Linked DNA regions of Homo sapiens: region 2 is linked to region 1. Evidence: read pairs that join two places in POLR2A ChIA-PET (ENCODE). Cell type or tissue: Caco-2. All regions are shown on one strand. Links, peaks and the distances in the headings refer to the core of each region. The heading gives the core; the rest is flanking DNA. Region 1 holds the start of LOC105371114 (a long non-coding RNA gene). Region 2 overlaps TMC5 (transmembrane channel like 5).

The links. ChIA-PET counts read pairs that join two places held together with the same protein. Peaks named below come from ENCODE experiments on the same cell type or tissue, not always from the same donor. Only the 100,000 strongest peaks of a DNase experiment are listed, where the experiment ranks them.
Region 2: POLR2A ChIA-PET joins it to region 1 with 14 read pairs; 4 of 35 experiments call an interaction of 5 or more read pairs at or near these places.

Annotation. Positions count from the first base shown.
Region 1 is chr16:19,392,088-19,401,266 of GRCh38, reverse strand. LOC105371114 (a long non-coding RNA gene) reads left to right here and starts at 7,535. Exons shown (of 3, transcript NR_188657.1): 1 at 7,535-7,891. RefSeq lists an enhancer at 6,838-8,037. In Caco-2, for the core only: no CTCF peak of the experiment used is centred there; DNase peaks (open chromatin) are centred at 5,196, 5,436 and 7,326.
Region 2 is chr16:19,465,901-19,475,079 of GRCh38, reverse strand. It overlaps TMC5 (transmembrane channel like 5), which reads right to left. Exons shown (of 22, transcript NM_001261841.2): 9 at 8,847-8,998; 10 at 5,255-5,399; 11 at 2,837-2,992; 12 at 804-955. All of the region lies in intron 2 of TMC5-AS1 (TMC5 antisense RNA 1), which reads left to right. Among named protein-coding and RNA genes, the nearest start is that of TMC5-AS1, 17 kb to the left of the region's middle. In Caco-2, for the core only: no CTCF peak of the experiment used is centred there; no DNase peak of the experiment used is centred there.

The DNA of each region.
Region 1 (9,179 bases), core at 384-8,383:
TTGTTCCCAGGATATGGAACCATGAATGTAAAAGATTGGGACAAGGTCGGATCAGACTTACAAGGAGCAAAACAAGAGGGTTACGATATTTCCTTCTCCACTTGGTCTGTGTGGCCAGCAATTAAAACAGCACTGGAGCCCTTCTACACTGAGGAGGAGGAGTTTCAGGATGACATACAAAAGTTTAATAATCATGAGTCTGATGATCAGCAAAGTGAACCATCACAGTCTAGTTTAAAAAAGGGGGAGAAACAGGAAGCTACATGGGCTAACCTCCAAAAACTTATGAAAGAAACAGTTCCACCTACTGAAGAAACAGTGCCACCTACTGCGCCTTTAGGGGAAGGTCCGGAACGGCCACCCCTGCCTCAGCCTTATGAATTTTTGTAACGAGAGCCTGAGACGCAGCTTGCCACTCCCATTGTTGCACGCCCCACCATTAACTATGGCAAAGGGAAGCTTCAGTCTTGCCCAACAGCCAATTACAGTGAGGGAATGATCCAGGTTGGTCCACCTGTTAATTATGGTAGAGGAATGCTGTGAACCGGCCCAAATACATATTATGGCGCAGGGATAATCCAGGCATCCATTTGCCAGGCATGAGAAATGGGGGATTTGGATGCTTGGCAGTTTCTGGTAATTATTTCGCCAGCTGAGGAGCCTGGAGAACATGCTCAAGCGTGCTGGGAGCCATTTCCTTTTAAAATATTAAAAGACTTAAAGCAAGCAGTTGGACAATATGGGCCAAATTCTCCTTATGTTCATTCCTTGTTACAATCTGTGGCGTATAACCAGCATTTAATACCTATGGATTGGGAGACATTAGCCTGATCCACCCTGCCCCCTCTCAATTTCTCCAATTTAAAACCTGGTGGATGGATGAAGCAATAAATCAGGCATGCAGAAATGCTCAAGCCCAAACTTTCATTAATATCACATCTGATCAATTGCTTGGAAGTGGACAGGCATGGGGTACTCTAAATCAACAGATGGTAATGGGTGATGAGGCTGTTGATCAGCTCAGAACTATATGCCTAAGAGCCTGGGAAAAAATTCACTACCCTGGTACTACTTATCCTTCTTTTAACTCAGTTTGACAGGGTCGAAGGGAGCCTTATCCAGATTTTATCATTCATTTGCAAGATGTGGCTCAAAAGGCTATTTTGGATTCTCATGCCAGGAAAGTGATCGTCCAGCTACTTGCTTATGAAAATGTTAATACAGAATGTCAGGCAGCAATTAGACCTATTAAGGGAAAGGCAGATCTAAATGAGGAAAAAACTTTAAGAGTATACATTAAAGCCTGTGATGGCATTGGCAGGCACTTATATAAGGCCAGCCTCCTTGCTCAAGGAATGGCTGGACTAAGGGTAACAAAAAACATATGAGTGTGCCCTGGATCTTGCTATAATTGTGGACAGATAGGACATACAAAAAGAGAGTGTACAAAGAGCCAAAAAAGGCAAAACTCAGGAGGAAAAAGCAGGGAACCAAGTACCTTTCCTAGAAGTAAAAAAGGAAAAGACTGTGCTAATCAATGTCATTCAAAGTTTGATGACAGCAGACAGACAGAACTTGCCAGGAAACGGACAGAAGGGCCAGCCCTGGGCCCCGATTCAAAATGGGGCATTCCCAATTCAGGATGGGATGTCCCCAACTCCAAACGGAGTGTCCTCAGCCCAGTCTATCCCTGTATGAATGTACAGGAATTGTCCCCCTCCACAGCTAAAAGTGGGGCAGTAGATTTATGCTGTACCGAAGCCATATCCCTCCTTCCTGGGGAGCCTCCTAGGAAGGTCCCAGTGGAAGTTTATGGCCCATTGTGAAATGGCACGGTGGGACTTATACTGGGAAGGTCCAGCTTAAACTTAAAGGGAATTCAAGTACATACTGGAGTAGTGGACTCTGATTGCCAGGGAGAAATTCAAATTGTTATCTCCTCCACTGTTCCCTGGAGTGCTAATCAAGGTGACAGAATAGCTCAACTGTTGCTTTTACCATATGTTAAGTTAGGAGAAAGCTCAGAAAAAAGAACAGGAGGATTTGGAACACAAATTCAGCAGGCAATGCTACCTATTGGGTACATCAAGTCTCTGACAATAGACCTATTTGTATGGTTACTATTCAAGGAAAACAATTTGAGGGTCTGGTGGACACAGAAGCAGACGTGTCGATCATAGCTCTTTATCAATGGCCAAAAAACTGGCCCAAACAAAAGGCCCCAGTAGGTCTTGTTGGGGTCAGAATTGCTTCAGAAGTTTTCCAAAGTACTTTTATCTTACCATGTCTTGGTCCAGAAGAACAGGAAGGCACACTACAACCTCTAATTATGCCCATTCTTGATAACTTATGGGGGAGAGATCTGCTTCAGCAATGGGGCACAGAAATTTCAATCCCTTCTCCCCAGTTTGGTCAAGCTAGTCAAAAAATAATGTCAAACATGGGCTATGTTCCCAGAAAAGGCCTAGGAAGACAGGGGGCTGGCATTATTGAACCCATACAAGTTACTGTAAAAAATGACTGAAAAGGATTAGGTTACCATTTTTAGGGCTGGTCACTGTTGAGTCTCCAAGTTCTATTCCCTTAAAATGGAAGACCCAAAATCCTGTTTGGGTTGAGCAGGGGCCACTTTCTCAGGAAAAATTGGGGGCCTTACAGGAATTAGTCAAAGAGCAATTAAACAAAGGAAACATTGAGCCCACATTTCCTCCATGGAATTCGCTAGTGTTTGTAATAAAGAAAAAATCCAGCAGATGGTTCATGCTAACCGACTTACGAGCGGTCAATGCAGTCATCCAGCTGATGGGGGCCCTGCAGCCAGGGCTTCCATCGCCCACCATGATTCCTAGAGACTGGCCATTAATAATTATAGATTTGAAGGATTGCTTTTTTAATATTCCTCTAGCAGAGTCCAATTTTGAGAAATTTACTTTTACTATTCCTGCTATGAACAACAAGGAACCAGCAGCCAGATATCATTGGAAAGTCTTGCCGCAGGGTAGGTTGAATAGTCCTACTATTTGTCAAACTTTTGCGGGGAAGGATGTTCAACCTGTGAGAGATCAGTTTCCCGATTCATATGTCATTCATTATATGGATGACATATTGTGTGCGGCTGAAAATCGAGACCAACTTATCCAGTGTTATTCATATTTACAGGAGGTGCTAGCCAATGCTGGATTGCTCATAGCACCAGATAAAATTCAAACGGCCACTCCTTTCCAATATTTGGAAATGCAGGTTCAGGAAAGGGCAATTAAACCCCAAAAGGTTCAAATTCGAAAAGACTCTCTGAAAACTAAATGATTTTCAAAAATTATTAGGGGATATCAGTTGAATTTGACCTACTTTGGGAATCCCTACCATGTTATGTCTAATCTGTTCTCTATTTTAAGAGGAGACCCTGCTCTCAATAGTAAATGATAACTGACTCCTGAGGCTGACAAAGAATTACAAATAATTGAAGAAAAAATACAACAGGCCCAGGTTAATAGAATAGAGTCAAGTTTACCATTACAGTTCATTGTGTTCCCTACTCTCCATTCTCCTACAGGGGTTATAGCTCAGAGTGAGGACTTAGTTGAATGGTCTTTTCTGCCTCACAATACTGTTAGAACACTCACAGTATACTTGGATCAGATGGCAATCTTGATTGAGCAAGCTTGCCTTAGAGTTGTTAAACTTTGTGGCTCAGATCCAGATAAGATTATAATTCCAATGAATAAAATCAGATTTGGCAAGCCTTTGTTAATTCGGTCAATTGGCAAATAAATTTAGCTGGCTTCATTGGAGTTCTTGACAATCATTATCCAAAAAACAAAATTTTTCAGTTTTTAAAGCTAACATGGGTCCTTCCAAAAATTACCCGTAGTGCTCCATTGGAAGGAGCAGTGACTGTGTTTACAGATGGCTCTAGTAATGGAAAAGCAGCTTACGTACGACCTAAAAACACAATTATTCAAACTGACTTTCAATCGGCACAGAAGGCTGAATTACAGGCAGTTATAGGTGTGTTCGAAAACTTTAAGCAAACTGTAAATATTGTCTTTGATTCAGCTTATGTTGTTCAAGCCACTCAACACATAGAAACTGCACTCATTAAATATCTGGTGGATGAACAACTCTATCAGCTGTTTTCTTCTTTACAAAAGGCAGTGCATGATCACCGTTTTCCTTTCTATATTACACACATTTGAGCACACACTAATCTTCCTGGGCCCCTTGTAAGGGCTAATGATCAAGCTGATTTATTAATTTCCACTGTGCTTACTAATGTCCAAGATTTTCACTCCCTAACACGTTAATGCAGCAGGACTTAAACAAAAATAACAAATTACTTGGAGACAGGCAAAGGGCATTGTGCAACATTGCCCTCAGTGCCAGGTAGTACAACTGCCACGTGAAAGGACTGGTGTTAACCCACAGGGATTAACCCCCAATATGTTGTTGCAAAAGGACCTAACCCATGTACCTTTGTTCGGGAAACTTTCATACGTCCATGTTACTATAGATACCTTTTCTCATTTTGTATGGGCAACTTGCCAAACAGGCGAGGCGGCTGCTCATATTAAGACATTACTTCCCTGTTTCGCTGCCATGGGCATCCCACAAAAGATTAAAACAAACAATGGCCCAGGCTACTGTAGTAAATCTTTACAGGCGTTCCTTTAACAGTGGAACATCGAGCACAGTACTGGAATACCCTATAATTCTCAAGGTCAAGCCACTGTTGAACAGGCTAATCGAACCTTAAAATCTCAATTACAAAAACAAAAGACAGAGGGGGAAACCAGAGAATACGCTACTCCTTATATGCAGCTACAATTGGCTCTTATCACTTCACATTTTCTGAATTTGTCTAGAGATCACGTTACAATGGCAGCAGAGCAGCATTTGACAAGGCAAAAAATAAATGCTTATGAAGGAAAACATGTGTGGTGGAAGGACATCAGAACCAAAACCTGGGAAAAGGGCAAAATCATTACATGGGGTCAAGGGTTTTCTTGTATCTCACCAGAAGAGAATCAGCTTCCTGTCTGGGTGCCCACAAGACATCTTAAGCTGTGCCATGAGCCAGAATCCAAGGAAGAGGAAAAGACCTCGGAACATCCCTGCACCCCCAGTTCATCAGATGGCTCAGATGAACATCTCTGTTGAGCAGATGGAAACCAGTAAAACTCGCCAAGCAACTCCACTGACCTGGGGGCAGGTGAAGAGCCTAGCTCACATTGCAGAAGAGAACCTGAGGTCTCTGAACAAGCTGCTGACCACCAGTAATCTAATGGTAGCTATGATGGTGGTAATCTCCCTGCAGTGAGTCTCCCCATAGCTGAGGCAGATCAAAATTACACTTACTGGGCCTACATTCCATTCCCACCACTGATTAGGCCTGTTACATGGTTAGACCCCATGTTAATGATAGTATCTGGATGCCTGGACCAATAGATAACCGAGGCCCTACTCATCCAGAGGAGGAAGGAATGTTAATGAATGTTTCCATTGGTTATCACTTTCCTTCCATCTGCCTGGGGCCGGCAGCAGGATGTTTAAATTATGATAAACAAAGTTGGATGACTTGTGTCCCTGCAAATAATGGATCAAAAGCCCCTATTCATGCAATCAGTGGAAGAACATTTCAATCTTTGGACACTATTAAATACCTTGAGCACGGCTATGTTATGACACATCGCCAGATTAATAAATATAAACCTAATAAGAAGCCCTGCCCTAGGAAGGCCACTAAATGGTCTGGAAAGCTAGAGGTGCTAACCTGGGAAGATTGTATTGCAAACAGCACTGCTGTACTGCAAAGTAATTCCTATGGAATCGTCATTGATTGGGCCCCTATGGGACGCTTTGCAGTAAATTGTACTGGACAGTGCGAAGATGGTAGAGAGACTCCTTTTGCAAACAACTACCCAGATAATGCACCAAAATTATATAGAAGAATTAAAACAAATTAACCTATTAAGTGGGAGGAGAACGGTATGGCTCTTTCAAGCCCAAAAATGATTGATCCAATTATAAGTCCAGAACATCTAGAATTGTGGAAATTAATGATGGCTCAAACCCCAATTCGGATTTGGAAAGGAGAATATAAAACAAAGACCCTTAGTAAAAAAAACTTTGATTTGTCGTAGCCATGACCTCTAATCAGACATTCCCATTGCAGAGTTTTGTTAAACCTCCTTTTATGTTGGCAGTGGGAAAAATTAATATCCTAACTGACTCTCAAACCATATCATGCCTCAACTGTCATCTTTTTACCTGCATTAATTCTACCTTTAATAAAGATAATAGCATTTTACCGGTTAGGGCCCAAGGAGTTTGAATAACTGTTTCCCTCAATAGACCTTGGGAGGCCTCTCCCTCCATACATATTATCACGGAAGTACTAAAAGGAATACTTAATAGATCAAAGAGATTCATATTTACTTTAATAGCTGTGATCATGGGCCTTATAGCTGTCACAGCTACTGCTGCTGCTGCTGGTGTTGCTTTGCACTCTTCTATTCAAACAGCGGGCTTTGTGGATAGTTGGCAGAAAAATTCTTCTAAGCTTTGGAATTCCCAAAGCCAAATAGGTCAAAAATTGGCAAATCAAATTAATGATCTCTGTCAAACAGTAATTTGGATGGGAGATTGGATTATGAGCTTGGAGCATAGAATTCAAAAACAATGTGACTGGAATACTTCCGATTTTTGTTTTACTCCTAGCTCTTATAATGCCATTGAACACCAGTGAGAGACGATTAGACGTCACCTACAAGGAAAAAAAGATAATTTAACATTAGATATTGCTAAACTGAAAAAACAAGTTTTTGAGGCATCTCAGGCTCATCTCACCCTATTGCCTGGAGCTGATATTCTTGCTGGAGCCTCTGATGGCCTTTCTAATACCAATCCTTTAAAGTGGATTGAAACCATAGGTGGATCAACAATTGCAAATTTTATTTTGGTTTGTGTCTGTTTATGTTGCTTGTTTTTAGTCTACAGATGCAGATGGTGCCTTGGGAGAGAAACCAGACACCATGAATGAGCCATAATAGCAATGGCAGTTATTAATAAAAAAAAATCAATAGAGGCAAAAAAGGGGAACATGTGGGAAAGTGTTTCTGGGGTGCCAGTTGAGTTGGTCTCCCCTGTGTGAGACACCCATGGGAAGCCATGGGCAGCCTCTGGGGAGAAAAGTCTCCTTATTGCTTTCATGTCTTTATGCCCCAAGAGCATAACCACTCAGCAGCATTCCACAGGTTGCTCAGGGAGACAACACTCCCTTGAAGCAGTGGAGTATAATCAAACATCTTGGCTCCTCCTTAAACCCGCTCCCACCCATTTCAGTCCTGATAAGCTAAAGATCTTAAGTAGTTTAGACACACGCCTTTGCTCAAGGAAATTCACAGAAACCGCCACTGCTACACATCTTATGGAATGACTCACGAGTTCTCCTTCACTGATTAATCCTTTTCCTCATCCCTTCCTCCCCCTCCCATCTGCCCTAAGAACAAAGAGCTTGTAAACCAGTAAATTTGGCAGAGCTCAAGAGCTCTGGGCCGTGAGCAAGCCTCCGATATTCTGGTCCCCTGAACCCGCCTTTTAAATGCTTATTCTGTCTCTTTCTAACTCCTATGTCTCCACCAGACTCAGGGTACCCACTGGGTGGTGTGGGGCTGGTTTCCCTAACATTCCCCACCAAATAAAGCAGCTCCAACCTTCTAGATGGTTGCTCAGCTCAGAAGTCTTAGAGAAATTCTGATGCCTCTCCTCACATTTGCTCTGTCGGCAAATCCTGGTGTCACAAGAGGGCTCAGGAGGGTTTCTGGATGCCAACGAGACCCCAGCCACAGCCGGTCCCCAGATTCTTGACATCATCACAAGAAAGAATTCACAGGTGAGTCAGAATGAAGTGAAATGCAAGAAGCTTTTATTGGAAAGCAAAAGTCTGCACTTAAGAGAGAAGTGGGTGCATGCTCGTGAGAACGAGTCACGCAAACAGAGTTTGGGTTTCTAATTTTATTTGGTGTTTCTTTAATTAGGGGGTGGAATAATCATTAGGTATTCTGGAAAAGGAGGGGACTTCAGGGACCCCTGAAATTGCCCATGCTAGAGTGTTGTGGCACAATCCTAGCTCACTGCAACCTTGACCTCCTGGCCTTAAGTGATCCTCCTGCCTCAGCCTCCTGAGTAGCTGGGACTACAGACGTGCACCACTATGCCTGGCTAACTTCTAAAAATTTTTAGTAGAGACAGGGTCTCATTATGTTGCCTAGGCTGGTCTTGAACTCCTGGCCTCAAGTGATCCTCCCACCTTGGTGGGAGCCTGCAATTACAGGCATGAGCCACCACACCCGGCTTCTGCTTTATTATTTTCCAAAGCACTCGTCCCTGCCTGACACATTATAGATGCATGTGTGTCTTGTCTCTACAATGTGGGCTCCCAGAGGGCAGGGACTTTGCTCTGTTCTGTTGTCTGTTGTTGAATCCCCAGTGCCTAGGATGGTGCCTGGCACATAGTAGGTATTCAATATCTATTGAATGAATATGGTCCCTGGGGCTAAAAGTAAGAAAGGAGAAAAAAATAAAGCAACCCCCAAATTTGATGAGAACCCTATAGTCCCTGACTGATTGTTTCCTGGCCATCATCATCATCAGCTTCAACTTTGTCAACACACCCTTAATATGGGTGTACCTTGTTTTACAGTTTGCCGAGCACTTTCACACCCATTATTGGATATGACACACAACCCGGTGAGAGTGCTCTCAGTGGAGTTAAGATTCATACTTTTCCCAGACATGGTGGATTGCCCCTGTAATCCCAACAACTTGGGAGGCTGAAGTGAGAGGATTGCTTAAGGCCAGAAGTTTGAGACCAGCCTGGGCAACATACTGAGACCTCATCTCTAAAACAAATAAATTAGCCAGGCATGGTGGCACATGCCTGTAGCCCCAGCAACTCAGATCACTTGAGCCCAGGAGTTAGAGACTGCAGGGAGCTATGGTCACACAACTGCACTCCAGCCTATGCAATAGAGTGAGACCCTGTCTCTAAAACAAAACAAAAAAATTCATACTCTCCCCAGACTTCAGTTTTTTATCAAGAAATGGATAAAACCAGGGGACTTTCCCATGATCAGTTTACTCAGTGGTAAAGAACAGTGATTCAACCATGTGTTTTAATT
Region 2 (9,179 bases), core at 734-8,733, 73 kb before region 1:
GGACAAAATTTGGGCAGTTCCAGGCTTTGTGTATCAAAACTCTGGGATCACTTCTAGCACGTATGATGCCTTTGTGGGAATCACAAAAAGGCACCCCATGGGTGCCAGTGAGTTGCCCAAAGCACTCCTCCCACCTTTGTTTGGGTGGTGGAATTACAAAAATGGGCCCTTCCTCCCGCCTGAGGCAGTGGGTACCAGGACTCACAGCTTGACTAAGGGGAACGCTGGATGATTTCAGTCCCGTCCTCAGCCCAGGAGCCTTTGTGCGTGCACTGCCTGCCCATCTGTACATCCCATACTTGAGAACTACATCAATCCCCTGCTGGTAGCAATTAGGAAAGCAATCAAGCCATGACTTTGAGCAAAAGCCCACACCACACAAACACACTTCACTCTTTTGTTGTTGTTTAAGACAGGGTCTTGCTCTGTCACGCAGGCTGGAGTGCAGTGGTGCAATCATAGGTAAGCTCAAACTCCTGGGATCAAGTGATCCTCTCACCTCAGCCTCCTGAGTAGCTGGCACTAACAGGTGCATGCCACTGCATCCAGCTTTTTGTAGAGCCAGCATCCGGCTATGTTGCCCAGGCTGTTCTCGAACTCCTGGTCTCAAGTGATCCTCCCCACTCAACCTCCCAAAGTGCTGGGATTACTGACATGAGCCACCACGCCCAGCCACACCTTACTTTTGAAATTCTTCCTCTCTGGAGAAAAAACTTTGATACTAAAGCATAATCCTTTCTAGCTGCCATCCCACTTCTCTCTGTGGAAATAGAGGCTGGTGTTGGGCGCGACACATCACCTACCGGATCAGGAGAACGTAGACTTCGTGCCGTGGCATCTCGTACCTCTCCACAAGCCTGAACATGGAGTAGATGCATGGCACGGCCAGATTAATGCAGGACACAACGAAAGGCAGTAACAGCACCGCCCCAGGGTTACTGTGTGTCTTCAGGAACTGCAGGGGATGGGGGAGAGAACGGAGGGCTGACTTGTACACTGTACCCCTTTCTGCTTCACTCAAAAGTCTCCCATGATAGAAAACCCGAGAAGTAGCTCCTCTGCGGTTAACTATTTATCTATTTATTTATTTTAATTTTTTTGAGATGGAGTCTCACCGTGTTGCCCAGGCTGGACTGCAGTGGCGCGATCTCAGCTCACTGAAACTTCCACTTCCTCGGTTCAAGTGGTTCTCCTGCCTCAGCCTCCAGAGTAGCTGGGATTACAGGCACGCACCAACATACCCAGCTAATTTTTGTATTTTTAGTAGAGATGGGGTTTCCCCATGTTGGCCAGGCTGGTCTCTAACTCCCGACCTCAGGTGATCCATCCACCTCGGCCTCCCAAGGTGTTGGGATTACAGGCATGAGCCATCGCGCCCGGCTAGGTTAACTATTTTGTTAAGCTACCATTAATTTCCTTACCCCGTGCCAAGCAAACTGAGGCTCAGGGAGGGGAAGACACTTGCCCAGGGTCACCCAGCAAGGAAGTGGCAGATTGGAGCCTAGGTGTGTCTGACTCAGGAGCCTGAGCTCGAACAATCATTCTGTGGCTTTCCCTTTTTTACCAAGATGCCCAGGGCAATGAGGATGTGCTCCCTCCTGTTTAGCATAAGTGGCCTTGTTCATTTTCACCAGGCTTCACCTCTCTCTGAGTTCTGAATTAGGGGGTTGGCGTGTCTCTGCTAGCCCGTGCTGCTGGTTTTTTTTTTTTTTTTTTTTTTTTTTTTTTTTTTTTGAGCCGGAGTCTCGCTCTGTTGCCCAGGCTGGAGTGCAGTGGCACGATCTCGGCTCACTGCAACCTCTGCCTCCGAGGTTCAAGTGATTCTCCTGCCTTAGCCTCCCGAGTAGCTGGGATTACAGGGGTGCACCATCATACCCAGCTAATTTTTGTATTTTTAGTAGAGACGGGGTTTCACCATGTTGGCCAGGCTAGTCTCAAACTCCTGATCTCAAGTGATCTGCCTGCCTCGGCCTCCCAAAGTGCTGGGATTACAGGCGTGAGCCACTGTGCCTGGCCCTGTGCTGCACTTTTGTGTGAGGCTGGGAGAGGCACTGGGCCTCCAGGAGGAGGCAGCACTCTGGCATTTGGCTGGGAGTGGAGCCGGGACTGCACTTCTGCTAGGCATCCTTCCATGGGCCTTGGAGTCAGGGATTCCAATGAATTTATCTGATATCTCACATTCCCATATCCTCCCTGCATGGCCTCACCCTACCTCCGTCTACCTCTGGATGGTTCAAAAGCACCACTTGCATTTTTGGTGGTAGTTTTGGAGCCAGGGTAACCTGGGTTCCAATGCGGCTCCCTCCCCACACGTAAGCTGCAAGGCCTGGGGCCAGATCCTTAGCTTCTCTGAGCCCCTTTTCTCCATCTGTACAATGGAGAGATGATCACATGACTCATAGAGATGTTGCAAGAATTAACTGAGATCAAACAAGGCAAGGCCTGGCCCCAGGGCTGTGAAACGACACAGCTGAGCTCCATTCATGTGAAACTGTAGTCACCAATGAATGACCACCACTGTAGCCAGAACTACAGGTGCACACCACCGTGACAGGCTAATTTTTAAAATTTTTTTAGCGATGAAGTCTCCATGTTGCCCAGGCTGGTCTCGAACTCCTGGGTTTCAGGTGATCCTCCTGCCTCGGCCTCCCAGAGTGTTGGGATTACAGGTGTAAGCCACTGTGCCTCACCCCTGCATTTTTAACAAGTTCTCTGCTAGTGCTGATGCTGCTGGCCATAGATCCTGGGTTGAACCGTAGGCTGCACACCACCCTTCCCCTCCAGCATCTCATCCCTTCACCTGGTTCTCTCTGCCCTGGACCCTGGTGTTGGTTACCTCTAAGTTGTACTCAGCCAGGTAATAAACGGCTGCACAGCAGGCTATGGCCACTCCTGTAGAGACAACCCAGGCTACCATGTAGGCAGAGAAGCGGGTCAGCAGCTGATTGAACGTCAACTTGGAATTCTCCTGACGGAGCTCTGACAGGTTCTCCTAGAAACATAAGAAAGTCAAGTTTATGGCTGGGCATGGTGGCTCACGCCTGTAATCCCAGCACTTTGGGAGGCCAAGGCGGGTGGATCACTTGAGGTCAGGAGTTTGAGACCAGCCTGGACAACATGGTGAAACCCCGCCTCTACCAAAAATACAAAAATTAGCCGGGCGTGGTGGTGCATGCCTGTAATCCCAGCTACTCGGGAGGCTGAGGCAGGAGAATCACTTGAACCCAGGAGGTGGAGGTTGTAGTGAGGAGAGATGGCACCACTGCACTCCAGCCTGGGCGACAGAGTGAGACTCTGTCTCAAACAACAAATAAATAAATAAACAAATAAATAAAAATAAATGAAAGTCAAGTTTATCCAGAGATCCCTCTCCACTGCTAGCAAAGATCCCCAGGGAATGCTTGCCACATCCAGAGACATGAATCCAGCCCAAATCCACAGGTGAGAGAGAGGGGGAACATTCATGATGAACATGGATTATGGGAGACCCATAGAGGACTCTGAAATGGGCCAAGAATCTCCAAACACTGCTTCCATCTTTCAGAAACAGTTGGAATTAATAGATCGGGACCATGTTCTTAAGAAAAGCACACTGAGGTCACAAAATTCTTTCTTGAAGAATAAGGTTGGGTATCTACACTGAGAAAGAAGCTCACATCTGCAACCCTCTTGTTGAAGCCCCTTTATTTGGCTGGGTTTGGTGGCTCACACCTGAATTTCCAGCATGTTGGGAGGCCGAGGTGGGAGGATCACTTGAGCCCAGGAGTTCAAGACCAGCCTGGGCAACATAGTGAGATTCTCTCTCTACAAAAAATTTAAAAATTAGTTGGGCATGGTGGTGTGCACCCATAGTCCCCACTACTCAGCAGGCTGAGGTGGGAGAGGCTAACTGGATCCCAGGAGGTCGACACTGCAGTGAATTATGATTGCACCACTGCACTCCAGCTTGGGTGACAGAGCAAGACCTTGTCTCGAAAATCATAAAAAAAAAAAATTTAAAGCCCCTTTATTTATAAAATCAGCTTGCTCTTTGTTTTTTTCTGGAGATGGAGTTTCACTCTTGTTGCCCAGGCTGGAGTGCAGTGGCGCGATCTTGGCTCACTGCAACCTCTGCCTCCTGGGTTCAAGCGATTCTCCAGCCTCAGCCTCCTGAGTAGCTGGGATTACAGGTGCCCGCCACCACGCCCGGCTACTTTTTTGTCCTTTTTTTAGTAGAGATGGGGTTTCATCATGTTGGCCAAGCTGGTCGTGAACTCCTGACCTCATGATATGCCTGCCTCGTCCTCCCAAATTGCTGGGATTAGAGGCATGAGCCACCATGCCCAGCTGCTTTTTTTTTTTTTTTTTTTTTTTTTTTTAATAAGTTTGTGTCTATAGACCAGGGTTTCTCAACCTCTGCACTATTGACATGGTGGGCTGCATAATTCTCTGCTGCAGGTGCTGTTCTACGCATTGTAGGATTTTTAGCAGCATCACTGGCCTCTTACCCACTAGATACCAAGAGCACCCCTCTTCCCAATTGTAACAATCAAAAAAGTCTCTAGAGGTTGTCAAATGTCCCCCTGAGGGGCCAGATTTCTCTGGGTTGAAAATCATTGCCTTGGCTGGCTCACGCCTGTAATCCCAGTACTTTGGGAGGCCAAGGCGGGTGGATCACTTGAGGCTAGGAGTTTGAGACCAGCCTGGCCAATATAGTGAAACCTCATCTCTAAAAAATTCAAAAATTAGCCAAGTGAGGTGGCAGGTGCCTGTAATCCCAGCTACTTGGGAGGCTGATGTAGCAGAATCGCCTGAACCCGGGAGGCAGAGGTTGCAGTGAGCCAAGATCATGCCACTGCACTCCAGCCTGGGCGGCGGAGTGAGATTCCGTTAAAAAAAAAAAAAACAGCTGGGCGCGGTGGCTTACGCCTGTAATCCCAGCACTTTGGGAGGCTGAGGTGGGTGGATCACGAGGTCAGGAGATTGAGACCATCCTGGCTAACACAGTGAAACCCCGTCTCTACTAAAAATACAAAAAATTAGCCGGGCATGGTGGCAGGCGCCTGTAGTCCCAGCTACTCGGGAGGCTGAGGCAGGAGAATGGCGTGAACCCGGGAGGCGGAGCCTGCAGTGAGCCGGGATTGCGCCACTGCACTCCAGCCTGGGCGACAGAGTGAGACTCCAATTCAAAAAAAAAAAAAAGAAAAGTTACAGGTATACTGGAGAAGGGAAGGAGACCAGCCGATGGCAAATGAGTAAAGTGAGCTCGCCTTACCCTTATCTCAGTGCTAAGATTCTTCTGTTTTAGCTTCACAGCTTTTTCATGAGTGACAGTGAAGTCCCAGCAAAAGATCAGCTTGGTGATCCCTCCGGAGTAAATGTGGGGATTAATGAAGTTGTTCCGGAAATACTTGGCCATGCTAGAGAAGGCAGAAAGCAGAACACCTGAAGGTTATTATGGCCGTCACTGGGAGTGCAGGGCTTCAACAAAGGGCAGCCCTATTATTAATGGTGAAAGGCAACGTGAAGACTTAGCCCCAAGCTGTTGGCCTGGAGCGGTGTGGTCACCACACAGTGGTTAAACAAGCACTGGTTTTGGGGCTGCACAGGCCTGGCTTGCAACCCTGGATCTGCCAACTGGGGGATTTTTGTCTTGTGAATGGTTCTGATTCTCAGCCTCAGTTTCCATATCTGTAGAGAGGGAATAACAATAAAACTCACCTCACAGAATTTTTTTTTTTTTTTTTAGACAGAGTTTCACTCTTGTCTCCCAGGCTGGAGTGCAGTGGTGTGATCTCTGCTCACTGCAACCTCCACCTCCAAGGTTCAAGCGATTCTCCTGCCTCAGTCTCCCAAGTAACAGGGATTACAGGTGCCCATCACCACGCCCGGCCAATTTTTGTATTTTTAGTAGAGGCAGGGTTTCACCATGTTGGCTAGGCTGGTCTTGAACTCCTGACCTCAAGTAATCCACCCAGTTCCCTGTTGCTGCTATAGCAAATGACCACCAACTTAGCGGCTAAAAACAACACAAATTTGTTCTTTTACCCTTCTAGAGATCAGAAGTCAGAAAATGTCTTTTCTTGTTTTTGTGTTTTCTGTTTGTTTAGGGATGAGGTCTTGCTGTGTGGCCCAGGCTAGAGTGCAGTGGTGTAGTCATAGCTCACTGCAGCCTCCACCTCCTGGGCTCAAGCCATCCTCACGCCACAGCCTCCAAAGTAGCTGGAACTACAGGCACATGCCACCACACCCAGCTAATCAGAAAATGAGTCCACAGAGCTAAAATGAAGGTGTTGGCAGGGCTATGTTCCTTCTGGAAGCTCTAGGGAAGAATCCATTTCCTTGTCTTTTCCAGCTTCTAGAGGGTGTCCTCTTTCCTTGGCTTGTGGCCACCTCCTCCAACTTCAAAGCCAGCAGGGTAGCATCTTCCCATCTCCCTGCTACTCTCTGACCTCCTGCCTGCCTCTTATAAAGACCCTTGTGATTCCATTGGGCCCACTGGGATAATCCAGGATAATCTCCCCATTTAAAAATCCTCAGTCACATCTGCAAAGTCCCTTTTGTTATGCGAAGTTACATATTCACCAGTTCTGGGGATTAGGATGTAGACTTCTCTGGGGGGGGTCGGGGGAGATTATTCAGCCTTCCAAAGAGTCTATGCAGTGCTTACAGCAGCAAGCACTTGATGAAGGCACTGTTATGGTCATGGGCTGTCTCAGGCCCAGGAAGCCCTGAGCACACACACAAAAATGCTGCACAAGATGGACGGATGCTGCTGTTCTGAAATTTGCCACCACTCAGTAACAGCAACTTTAGAATCATTTCTGGCCGGGCATGATGGCTAACACCTATAATCCCAGAACTTTGGGAGGCCCAGCAGGGGGGATTACCTGAGGTCAGGAGTTCAAGACCAGCCTGGCCAACATGGTGAAACCCTGTCTCTACTAAAAATAGAAAAATTAGCTGGGTGTGTTGGCATGAGCCTGTAATCCCAGCTACTCAGGAGGCTGAGACAGGAGAATCACTTGAACCCGAGAAGCGGAGGTTGCAGTGAGCCAAGATCACACCACTGCACTCCAGCCTGGGTGACAGAGCAAGACTCTGTCTCAAAATATTAATAATAATAATAATAATAAAATCATTTCCTACTTTGACAGAACAAAACAAAATCTCACTTTAGTTTGAATTAGTATGCTGGCAGTCAGGTTGCTATGGGTTGGACTGTGTACTTCCCAAAATTCGTATGTTGAAGTCCTAACCCCCTAGTACCTTAGAATGTGACTGTATTTGGAGGTAGGGTCTTTAAAGTGGTAATTACAGGCCGGGCGCAGTGGCTCACGCCTGTAATCCCAGCACTTTGGGAGGCTGAGGCGGGTGGATCACTTAAGGTCAGGAGTTTGAGACCAGTCTGGCCAACATGGTGAAACCCCGTTTCTAATAAAATTACAAAAATTAGTCGGACGTGGTGGCACATACCTATAGTCCCAGCTACTAGGGAGGCTGAGGCAGGAGAATCCCTTGAACCTGGGGGACAGAGGTTGCAGTGAGCTGAGATCACACCACTGCACTCCAGCCTGGGCAACAGAGTGAGACTCCATCTCAAAATAAATTAATTAATTAATTAAAGTGGTAATTACATTTTTTTAAAATGGGGTCATTAAATTGTGTCCCAATTCAGTACAAATGGCATCTTTATAAAAAAGGGAGATTAAGACACAGAGGGATAACCATGTGAAGACACAGGCAGGAGACAGTGGCCGTCTACAAGCCAAGGAGAGAGGCCTCAGAGGAAACCAAGCCTGCTGACACCTTGATCTTGGACTTCAGGCCTCCAGAACCATGAGAAAATAAATTTCTGTTGTTTAAACCAATGGTCTGCTGTACTTTGCTAGGCAGCCCTAGCAAACTAATACAGAGATTGCATGTTGCTTTTCTTTCTTTCTCTCTCTTTTTTTTTTGAAACAGGATCTCCAGTTGCTCAGGCTGGAGTGTAGTAGACTGATCTCAGCTCACTGCAGCCTCGACCTAATGGGCTCAGGTGATTCTCCCACCTCAGCCTCCCGAATAGCTGGGAACACAGGCGTGCGCCACCAAGCCAGGCTAATTTTTTGTATTTTTAGTAGAGATGGGGTTTTGGTATGTTGCCCAGTCCAGTCTCGAACTCCTGGACTCAAGTGATCAGCCTGCATCAGACTCCCAGAGTGCTAAGATTACAGGCATGAGCACCGTGCCCAGCCTTTCATATGTGTATTTTCCATTTGTACCTCCTCTCTGATAGTTATCTATCATGTTCTTCCCTTCATATCATTGCTGGGGTAACTGCACCCTTATTATCAGGCTGACCAATTTCTTTAAAAGCACAGAAAAACCTCTCTTCCTCTGTCCAAACTCCTATTTTTATATTGCAGGACAAGGAATAATTGGACAGCAATGGAAAGTCAAAACTGCAGGCTGGGCACGGTGGCTCACGCCTGTAATCCCAGGACTATGGGAGGCCGAGGCGGGTGGACCACCTGAGGTCAGGAGTTTGAGACCAGCCTGGCCAACATGGTCAAACCCCATCTCTATTAAAAATACAAACATTAGCGGGGCGTGGTGGCAGGTGCCTGTAATCCTAGCTACTCGGGAGGCTGAGGAAGGAGAATCACTTGAACCTGGGAGGTGGAGGTTGCAGTGAGCCCAGATTGCGCCACTGTACTCCAGCATGGGTGACAGAGCGAGACTCTATCTAAGAAAGAAAAGAAAAGAGAGGAGAGGAGAGGAGAGGACTGCAGAGAAACTGTTACCTGGGTAATTTTTGAATTTCTTGGATTTTTGCTGAAATCTAACATGACCCTCAGAATCAGGAAATGTAGATGCTTCCATACCTGAACAGCAAACTGAAGAAGCAGGTGGTCAAGCATGCTCCGATTGTGAAGATGTAGGCCAGCTGCATGTTGTAGGATGCCCCGCTGTTCCCGTGCTGGATGGTGGAATTGGTGTAAAAGCCATAGTACATCACTGTGTCCCTAAAATAACCCTGAAAGGTACAATAAACCATAGGTCAGGTGGATCTCCTGAAAAAAAAGGTAAACGATTATGGTCATGAGAGTTGACCTCTCCTGAATACAAGAAGCCTGGGCCAGTCAGTTTAGACATTTTGTTTTCCAGGAAAGGGGCACTGAGAATTTGGACATTGTGTCACTGGGCTCTCAGACTTG